Linked DNA regions of Homo sapiens: region 1 is linked to region 2. A link is a loop called in an ENCODE intact Hi-C map of the cell type or tissue named here. Cell type or tissue: mammary epithelial cell. All regions are shown on one strand. Each heading gives the region's core, and the rest is flanking DNA. Links, peaks and the distances in the headings are about the cores only.

Region 1 (5,384 bases), core at 140-5,139, 120 kb after region 2:
ATGAGATCATCCAATAAAATGTAGTATTCCTGCAGCACAAAGTAAAAGGCAGGTGATAGAGAAGGGGCTGAAGATGATGGAATGTAATGAAGGCTTTGTCTGGAGCCGAGGGAGAATTTTTAAGTAGGGCTGAGGTTCAGATTTCCATTTTGGAAAGATCATCCTAGGGCATTGCTTCTGTCCCTGCTGAAGTGATAATTGTGCAAGTTTGCCTCGTAGACCTGGCTTGAAGACAATCCACTCTCTGAGTGCAGGCACTGCCCTTGGAGGGGGCATCTGTGTAGAACCCTCAGGATCAGGCATCCCAGCATTTTATTTGTTGACTTAAATGGGAAGAATGAAGCTTTTTATTTCTTTAATTTATTGGTGAATGCTGCTCGTGGACATTTAATGCTTCTGTATCAAATCAAATGTACCAGGATTTCTTAGAGTTGCATTCTTTAAGCGCCAGCCTGAGTGTGTATCCTGCTGATATCCTTTTATGTCTATGGAAAAGACCCTCCCTGGACAGTTGGCTGCAGCAGACAGTAACTCCTTCTTCTCCAGGCTTGCGCCTGAGGATATTTGTGTCTTATACTCACAAGCCAAGGAGAACCATCTTTCTGAGCAATGCCTATCTTTGATGGCCAGGTGATATGACCAAGGGACAAAGCAAATGAGAAAGGCAGTGAGAGTGGAGAGGGACAGAAGAGAAGCAATAATATGTTGTGAACCACAGTCAGGGACCCGATGCCACACAGACTGGTGACCGCATCCCTGGTATTCATTCCACTGAGACTTAGCACTGCAAAAAAGGCAGGCTACAGGGCATAAGAAATATGAAATAATTTATCAGGCCAGAAAGTTATACTCATTTCCTTTCTAACTATTTTGCTGCAGGTTAAACATTCCTTCGTGCTTCTGTAGGGCAGCTGCTGGAAATACAAAGGTTTGTATCCAGCACTGGAAAGTACCCGACTTTCCTGGCCACCTTTGCTGGGGGTGGAAGCTCTGTTTCTTCATGAGCAGTGGCTGGGCCTCTGCATTCTGAGGGAGATGTGTGCATCCCAGTTAGTAGAGATGGGATGAGGTTGTAAGATTGTATGAGTCTCCAAAATGTTTCCAGCAGTGAAATAAAGAAGTGAAGCCAATCCAGATGAATGATTTGGGAGGCTTTCAGAGGAAGGGGAAATATTACGTGTCTGCCCAGGGTTCTGGAAAAGGGTCCTTTTGCTGAAGAGCTTACAAGTTCTGCACACACACACACACACACACACACACACACAGTGGAACTAAGGTCAGCACTGGAAACCACTGAGCTATGGCAGAAAGAGTGTTGCAGTGTTGGAGGAGCAGGGAGATGCATGTCTGTTGAAAACTTGGGGTTTGCTTCTGGGCTTGCAACTGTGGCAGCATTTTTTTTCCTCTCTCTATTCCGCATACCATGCCATGATACAAAGCAAACATTGCATTGACAGTATGTTGACAAATTGAAGCCTTCAACCACTGGCCCAGTCAGCAGCCTGAGCAATCACAGTTCCAACCTCCCCCTCCCTCTCACTGCATCCCCTACTCCCCAGATTTCTTGGGAACAGGCTATGCCCCCAGTTGATCATTTCAGTTGTGTAGCCTTCGTAAGTCCTAACCACAAATCAGCTTTCTAAATTGAGAAGGTGATGAATTTTTAAATCCTTGAACCTGTGCTATAATCATCTTTCCACCATCCTACATATTACAATGCAGGAAGGCAACAGATGTGTTTTCTTATGGCTCTGGTAACATGAAATATTGATAGGGACGGGAGCATGGGCATCGTGTTGAGGTTCATCTACAATGAAGGTAGCAGTTCTCATCCCAGCTTCTCATCGTCCACCTTTCTTTTCTGACACTTAGGACGTGAAGAAAGCCCCATACCTGTGATGCTCAAGGCTAGTTCAATGAAAGCTCTTAAAAAGCCGTGCAATGAAATCTGTCTAAAAAGGTCTTTGTCAGTCTCCAGGGGCCAATTGCTAATGCAGCTAATACACGTTTGATCTATACAGATGATTTTTCCTTTGTCCTCAAGGGAATCTCTACAAACACTTTGGGTTTACATGGTGCCAAGCCCAAGTCGTCTGTCGGAAAATAAATAGCATTTTAACACATTCAAGCATCAGTCCCCAGGATGAAAAGTAGCACGTAGGCTCTTCTCTGAGTTTTCTAGCTGGGCTATAGGACATAATGAAAACCTCATTTTTAGAACATTTCTTTTCCTGGTGACGTTTCACTCAGAGGCACTGCATTCTGAAGGGGGAAAGGCACAAAGTAGACACTCCGATTCAAAAAAAAAAAAAAAAGAAAAAGAAAAGAAAAAGAAAGAAAAGCAATAAGCAAAAAAGGATAAAATTTTATCTAGGACAGTATTTCCAAATGCATATATGGGTGCCATGTACCAATCTGTGTGGTGTAAGTATGCAAGATATCCTTAAGAGGCACATGGTTGAAGTATTTTATTTAAAAAAAAAAGTTTTAATATTTATTTATTGTAATATATTTTAGGAAATATATATTACATACATATATATAGATATCTATATAAATGTAGTTATGTACAGCTAGCACATCCAAGCTGTGATTTTATGGATATTATTAACTAAGATGAAACGAAAGTCAGAAACAATAAGTCAAGTTGCAGAAAAAAAGTAAAGGAAAGAATTGAAGACTAGATGAAACTGCAGCTCCAGCAGCTCCAATCAGGAAGGGTTGGCTAGAACAAATACCCAGAATGTGTGAGGAAACGGCTAATGTGGGAAATGCCGATGGAGAGAAATTCCTCATGTGTTAATAGAGGAGGCAGAGCCAGCTCTGCCTTGGTCAGTGGGGATGAGTGTGAATCTACTTTTCCTGGAATGTCTGTCTCCCTACAGAGACGTCAACCACAGCAGAATTCCTGTGGCTCTGACACACAGTTCTCTGTTGTGTGAAGTTTTGTTTTCTTTGTGGTTTTAAGCAGAAAATCACACATGTTCATGCTGCCTCAATCTGACATGTCGTATTAACCCTTTTCATGTGACTTTCATAAGGCAGGATATTGCAGGCCATTCAGGAGATGTGCCTTTCAGAGAAGGATTCACCTCAAAAGAGTGGACGCTGCACTGGACTTAAGTGAAAGGGGAGAGTTTGTAACGATCCCATAATATATCTGAGCCCATGGGAGAAAGATGATAGCAGCTCCTAGCTACCAAGTCTTCAGTATCTTCCAGGCATGACATATTAAATCTAACCCCCAGATGAGCTAAGTGAACCAAGCACCATTATTCTCATCATTGTATCGTTGTATTTATGGGGAGGCTAAAATGGGAGACTTACACAGCTAGGAAGAGATTCAAATACAATTGTGTCTGACCAAGAGGTTGGATTTCTTCACAAGTTACAATAAGAGGCCATGCTTTGGCTGTGAACACTTCTGGGGAATGGCTTCTCCTATAGTTTTGGTTCTATCCACAACAGAACCTATGTAAATCCTACAAAGCCTTCCTTAGAATAATGCCCACAGTGACTGTCCTCCCTAGCAATAGGACATCACAGAACAAGAAAACATTGACTGTGATCTTTTTTCTTGGAAAAGGGTGGGAGAGTCAGGGGGATGGTTCATGTGGGAGAATGAGAGGGAAAATAAAATAATGGATCCATATAGATGAGAGGGATGCTAATGTATACACTGGGATTCTCTTCCCAGGTCCATAGTGAGCCCCTACATGACACTGAGAAGATCTCTTCTTTCCCCTGACCTTTTTTTGTTCCCTCCATAGTATGAGGGGTTTGACCTAAAGGATCACTTAAGTCCCATTATGATCCTTTGTGTGTGTGTGTGTGTGTGTGTGTGTGTGTGTGTGTGTTTCTCCTCTGATGTAGAATAACTCAGAAAGAGAGAGTTGCCCTGGAGAGTGGTTGCTAAAACAACAGGGAAACAATAGAGAAACCTTACCTTCACTGGTGACTCAGTCAAGAAAAAACAATAGAGCCACATTATCAATCATGAAGGATCCCAAGAAGTATGCAGAAGACACCTGTTTCCGGAACAGAAGGGAGGGGAAGGTGTGGGGAACATGGAGCCACATTCTACTCCCTTCCTGTATTCCCTTTGATCTCTCTACCTGCTTCTTTCTTGGCCAACCACAACTTAGAATCAACCAAGTTTTTGAATTAGCTTGTATAGACAAGAAACATGCTATGAGCCCTCCTTCTAAAGACCTTACCTTTAACTTCAGGAAACAAGATGACTGCTTTCTCTTGCTTCATTTACAAAAGTTATTCAGATGAGGATTATACAGTTTCTGAATCTTCTCTGCCACTTTAATTTTCTAAGCCACCAATTTAAAGATAGCCTTAAACAACTGTTCTGCCCCTGTGGAAACAGGAAGTGGATGCCTCAGGCAGTTCCTCGGGTTGCTGTGTTGGAAGGAGTGATAGTTTCTCAATTCTGCCGCCAGTGAGACACAACTTCACCTCAGCAGTGTGTATTTAGAGACATTCATCATTAGAAATTGAGTGAGAACTTCCATATGGAAAAAAAAATCCTAGAATTTAAAGACCACCACAAGTGCCTACGTATTATTTAGAGACAAAGAAAGACCTGTGTTTTATAACAAGCATTCTTAACCCCACACATTGTAAAAGTACAAATGGCCCAGCAAAGTCAGAATGACCCGGGTGAAGTACACCTTGTAAGGCAAGAAATGTTCAACTTATTGCTGGCTCTACCATTAGTATGTACCATGGAAGTACATACTAAATAAGGGAAAAATAAGAGAAATGCTAACTTAATGAAGCACAATCATGACTCGTATTAGAAAGTGATTAGCTGAGATCTGTGCAGTGAATAAAACAGGGCCTTGTTACAACTTGATTTGGTTGATGTGTTTCAGAAGGACTCGTAATTCATGTTCCAACTGGAGAAATAGCTTCAGCGAATGATGCAACATATCATATTTTTGTTCAGGTGTTTTGACAGGAAGCAAACGATAGAGTTGTTTGGAACTCTAATTGAGAAAAGGATCTTAATGATGTTCACTCAGTCCAGCATCAGGATATAGTGTGCTGATATTTCTTAGAGGAGAAAATGTTGTAGAATCTGCTTCTTCTGAAGACTTATAATTTTGATAAGCCTTTGTTTATGTAAGCAAGAAGTGTGATTAGTACTTCAAATAACTGCATGTTCAAGATATCTTTTATTTGTTTATACAGAAAAGGGTGCAATTATCTATTTAACTATATCATTAGAGAAAAATATATGGAAAAAACTTCTGTATTCTTCAAAGATATTAATAACTTATATGTGTGATGCCATCTTATGAAAAGACAGCCTTTATAAAATATGAAGAGTTTGAAGTATTGCTTTTCTTACTCAAAAGATTTAGAAGTGG
Region 2 (5,384 bases), core at 101-5,100:
TCACACTTGCCTGGTTCTTGCCTGTCTTTAGATGCCAATAGCACCACAGTCATCCCTGTTGTGACAACCAAAAATGCCTCTGGATGGTGCTGAATGACCTCTCAAGGGTAAAACCCCTGTCTGCCTGAGAAAGGCTGCTCCATCTGGAACACTGTCCCCCATGACACCCGCTCCTTGTTTGAAGCTCAGCAGGCACTTCCCTTCCATAGAAGGCCCTCCTTGGCTCCCACTTTTAGAAATAGTTCCTCCGATTTGAACCTTTCATTCTATATTTCACTTTTCCTTATAAGGACTTATTTCGAATTGTAATCACGTATGCATCCTGTGTTCATTAGTTTAATATCTGTTGACTAGATTATAAGCTCCCTGAAGCCATGCTAATTTGTTCACTGCTTTATTTTCAGCATTTATCACAGTGCCTGGCACATTGCAGTGGATTAATCCATATATTTTGAATGAAAGAGTTATCAATTTTTTTTTGAGATATAGTTTAGCTCTTGTTGCCTGGAGTGCAGTGGCACCATCTCGGCTCACTGCAACCTCTGCCCCCAGGTTCAAGCGATTCTCCTGCCTCAGCCTCCCTACTAGCTGGGATTACAGGCACCCGCCACCATGTCCAGCTAATTTTTGTATTTTTAGTAGAGACAGGGTTTCACCATGTTGGGCAGGCTGGTCTCGAACTCCTGACCTCAGGTGATCTGCCCGCCTCAACTTCCCAAAGTGCTTGGATTACAGGTGTGAGCCACTGCACCCAGCCAAGAGTTATCAATTTTAAGTCAAATTTATATTTCATAATCTTGTGGACCTACTATTCTATCACCATCCCTAGCTGTTATGCTTAGGTTATTTAACAAAGAAAAATAAGTCATCGGGAACTTGAAATATAATCGCCTGACAAGGTATCCCTCTAAGTGATTAAATTTCTGTTTTATTAGGGTTCAAACAAGTGCTCGGTATTTGCCTTTATTTTCCAAGAAAATAAATCTATCTCCAAATGCCACAGAGAGAAATTTATCTTTTCCTTTACTCATTGTATGCACTGATCTTGTGTTCAGATCTGATTACCCTTAACAGGCAGCCTCTATGTGCAGTAACTTGAGCTCTTTTCCTTAGTTTCTCCTTTACCAGTAACTCCCTGGTTGTTTTTACCTTCGTAACTACCTTTCCGGTCAAAGTACTGCATCTCTTTCTGTAAGATGATGGCTTCAGATCACCTTCTCATTTTTCTCACGTTTATTTTCAAATGTGTCTCCACACAAGCCCAGCCTGTCATAGACCATGTTTTACTGTTCTGAGTGACTTGACATTCCCTGACCAGACCATGCTGTCTGTCTCTCCATCAGGCTCCACACTGTTCCCTGTGCTAGAACACTGTCATCCATAATGGTCTCCTAAAAACAGCCCCTTAATCCCCAAGATTAACTGGATGTCTCCCCGACCCACCTACCCAGGTCCTGGTCTCCTGGGTGGCCACTGCACAGATATACTGTACTGCAGTTGCCTGTTTATTTGGTTTTCCCTTCCATTGCTTGAAAATGCATAGTGGGAAGAACAGAGAATGGCTTCCATAAATAGTTTTTCTGTGTGTGTGTGTGTTTTGTTTTGTTTTTTGTTTTTTTTTTTTTTTTTTTTTTGAGACATAATCTCGCTCTTTTGCCCCGGCTAGAGTGCAGTGGTGCGATCTCTGCTCACTGCCAGCTCCTCCTCCCGGATTCACGCCTTTCTCCTGCCTCAGCCTCCTGAGTAGCTGGGACTACAGGTGCCCGCCACCACGCCCAGCTAATTTTTGTATTTTTAGTAGAGGCGGGATTTCACCGTGTTAGCCAGGATGGTCTTGATCTCCTGACCTTGTGATCTGCCTGCCTCGGCCTCCCTGATTGCTGGGATTACAGGCGTGAGCCACCCTGCCCGGCCCCATAAGTACTTTTAAAAGAAATAATGAAGTTCCTTTTAAAGTGTAAACCCCTTAGAACTGAGAATTAATTCTACAGTTAGCTAGTTATAAAAGTCTAGAGAAAATGGAACATAAGACAGCCATATCTTTTGGCTTTGATTAGTAAAAAGAAATATATATGACTGTCACAGAAGATAGTCCTAAATGTGTAAGATGCTTCACAAAACAGAGATAAAGAGTATGTCCTGTCCTTAAAATTAAAATTTGGAAGGATTAATAGTGGCTCAACACACTAGAATGCTGCGTTAAGTAGTATGTGAAGTCTCATCCAAGCCCAATAAAATGAATAATTTGATCCATCAGCAAAGTGTGCTATGAATATCAAGCAGGGAAGGCCAGAGGTTTAGTGTCTAAAACTAAAGGGGTAAGTAAAGATGTAAAAGGAACACCCAAACGAAATCTCGGCTTATTTTACCTTATTTTTAAGTCAGAGAATTGTGTACTTGAAAAGACCTCTTTCCACATCCCCAAGTCTTACTTTACAGATGAATCACCTTACTTTCAGCTGAAGCAGCTAAGGTTCTCAGAATAAGTATGCTGAGCATGTCTCTGCTGTAGCCAGATAGAACTAGAACAATGCCCTGCCCTGCTGATTATCTTTGTAAGAATTCTGAACCCTGCTGAGTTTATGGGGCAACATTCCTATGGCCTGACTTGCAGCTTAAGTGGCTTCTGAATCGAACATCCCTCCTCCAGTGGTTGAGAGACACAGACTGGCACTTAGTAACAATGCAGCAATGATATATTTAGTATCAACCATGAGCCAGGCTTTTGCTGAACAGTTTACTATGCAGTAGGTTCCCCACAAGCCCCAACAATCCTATGTAGTAGAAAGTATTAGTTTCCCTAATATGCAAATGAGAAACCTGAGGCTTTAAAGATGAACTGACTTGGAAAAATCACATAGCTAGAAATGGAGAGAGCTGGACTTTGACCCAATCAGTCTGGCTCTGAATTCACTTCTGTAAATGCAATAATATATTGGGGTTCAGGGAAAATTTTTACATAGCACTTTTGAGGACATCTTGAGTTCTTCAGACCTCTTCACAGACATGCCATATCATAGAAACAGAAAAAAATTTGCAAAGACACTTAGTGTCTCTGAAAAGATAGAACAGGCTTAAAGAGTACCTGACTCAAAAAATTTACAAAATCCCACTGCTCCCTTGATAGAGAGATCAGATGGAACATGAAATAAAGTACTTCCTTTAAAGTCCTTTAAGAATTTAAATGTGAAGATAGAGGTCATACATGATATACATTAAGATGAAAGTAATTAAGAGCTAGCATTCTCTGGGGACCTGCTAAGTACTAGGGGTTGGGCCAAGTGTTTTACAAACATTATCACTCGAATCCCCACAACCCTTGGGCAGGGGCCTGCATGTTCAGGTTGTACACTGCAGAACTCCAAGGGGCACCATTCATTTAGACTAACATGCATGGTAGCTTTAGGTGGTGCAGTGGCCTGACCTATGAGATTGTTAAACGTTTAATGGTTAGTTCAGACTTCACATAGCCAGGAAGGGACTGAGCTGGGATTGGAACCCAGAACACTTTACTCACAGAGTCCTTGCTTCTCACTGCTCTTGGTACACCTATGCCCCTGTAAACATCCTCTCTCAGGGTAGAGAATCAGGCTAATTTAATCAGCATGGCCATGCTTTTCTGGGTTATATGAAATTATTCTCTGTAAGAATCTCAAAGCCAGCAGTTAATGATTTGGTACCATTATCAGTTGATTGTGGATATCACAATTCGGTCCATCTTGAAGTGGTATGTTTTGATAAACTGATTCCATTTAAATGTGTATCGATTCTATGTTCAGTACCATTATCCTTCCTTTTAGTATAACGTGCACTGAAAAAATAAAATTGCGTTCAGAAATAATACTTAGTTCAGCCCCAGTACACACAGTTGTTATATTTCTTAAAAAAAAAAAAAAAAAAAAAAAAGCTAGCAAGTTTTTGGGGAACTCCAGGGAAAACAATATGTGAATTAATTTTCGTTTCAAAAGAACAGCAGGAATTATTCAGGTAAAAATATTTATGTTAATATGCTACAACTGCCACATTTCATCTGTGTGACCACTAGTGCTTTCTAAACAGCTGCTAGAAAAATGTACACAAGAAATGTGTGAGGTCTATGGAAAATGTAATTTTTGTATTCTAGCTATTACATTTTTTCCCAGTCATTACATCTCCCCCAACTCTTGCAGGATGTGGGTTTTTTGCATAAGTTGCAAATTCACAGTTAAATGAGGCACCTTTTGGACTTGGCTAAATATGTATGAACATGAAGTTATGAATCTATGAACTGGTTTGAAAGGTAGAACCATGTGATGTTGGCATTATCGTCATGTTGGGTTTTGGGTGTTTGTTTTTTTTTTTTACATCAGTTTAAAATTACTTTGCATGAAATTAGCATAGAGTAGCAATTACTCATTCTTACTCTGTATACCTTCTCACGTTCCAGTGAGAAGAAGAAAACAACATAGGTTCGTGACATGTAATATTTGAGACCATTGACTTTGCTTCTCACTAACTGCATGTGATAATTTGGGCAGGTCACTGAAGCTCTGGTTCTGTGTCTTACTTGAAAAATAGGAAGGATAATAAGCCCTCACCTCATAGATTGTTCTAAGGGTTCATTAAATAGATACATACATACAATGTTTGGCAAAGTGCCTGATTCCTAGTTAGTGGAACTCTAAATTGTAGTTGTTATTACTGTATTGTATTATTCTCTGGTCTGCATTGGGAAAGGATCTGCCTGCATTGCTGTATAAGTATTTTGTTATTTTAATGATAGTTTCTAACTTTTCAGGTGACCTTTCCTTATTGATATTTATGTTCATGTTGTGATAAACTGGAACTATACTAAAAGTAAATATGTCTCTTTAAATGTTATTTTCTATCAGTTCCTTCTAGAGAATATTTGTTTTGGCAAGTAGAGGTATATCCTGCTTTAATCAACCCATCAGGCTTATTCAATTCAAGGAATTTTCAACCATTTTGAAGATTGCAAAAGCTATTGAGAACTATAAAATGTGTTCCCTGCCTTTGAAAAGATCTGGAAAAGGATTATTGACATCTTTTTATACAGAAGAGGAAACACTCTGAAACGCCAAAGAAAGGTTTACATCAAATATAATAACTGATGACATGCTGATTTAAGCATTTAATGAGCAAATCCTATTAACTCTGCCCACCCATTCATTCAGTTACACAAATGAAATAACATCTGAACTTCCATGCATGGGTGACCAAATCCCATACACAAGGTAATGAAGGATAGAGCTGCTTGGGTTTTACTATCATGTCTTTCCATGGGAAAGTTCTGCCTTTCACGTGTGTCTAGGTGCTCTCTTTATTAGCTGAATTCATCTCTGTCTTGCCAACACACTTGCTTATACACTGATGCTATGATTTGG

The links. Hi-C counts contacts between places; a loop is a spot of excess contacts. Peaks named below come from ENCODE experiments on the same cell type or tissue, not always from the same donor. Only the 100,000 strongest peaks of a DNase experiment are listed, where the experiment ranks them.
Region 1: a loop joins it to region 2, with 10 times the contacts of the local background. A loop is called at or near these places in 1 of 110 quality-filtered maps.

The regions. Positions count from the first base shown.
Region 1 is chr5:167,812,155-167,817,538 of GRCh38, forward strand. All of the region lies in intron 4 of TENM2 (teneurin transmembrane protein 2), which reads left to right. Among named protein-coding and RNA genes, the nearest start is that of TENM2-AS3, 140 kb to the right of the region's middle. In mammary epithelial cell, for the core only: no CTCF peak of the experiment used is centred there; DNase peaks (open chromatin) are centred at 2,867, 4,007 and 4,907; H3K27ac peaks cover 3,262 bases.
Region 2 is chr5:167,697,068-167,702,451 of GRCh38, forward strand. All of the region lies in intron 4 of TENM2 (teneurin transmembrane protein 2), which reads left to right. Among named protein-coding and RNA genes, the nearest start is that of TENM2-AS4, 40 kb to the left of the region's middle. RefSeq lists enhancers at 1,110-1,816, 2,522-3,227. In mammary epithelial cell, for the core only: no CTCF peak of the experiment used is centred there; a DNase peak (open chromatin) is centred at 2,594; H3K27ac peaks cover 3,642 bases.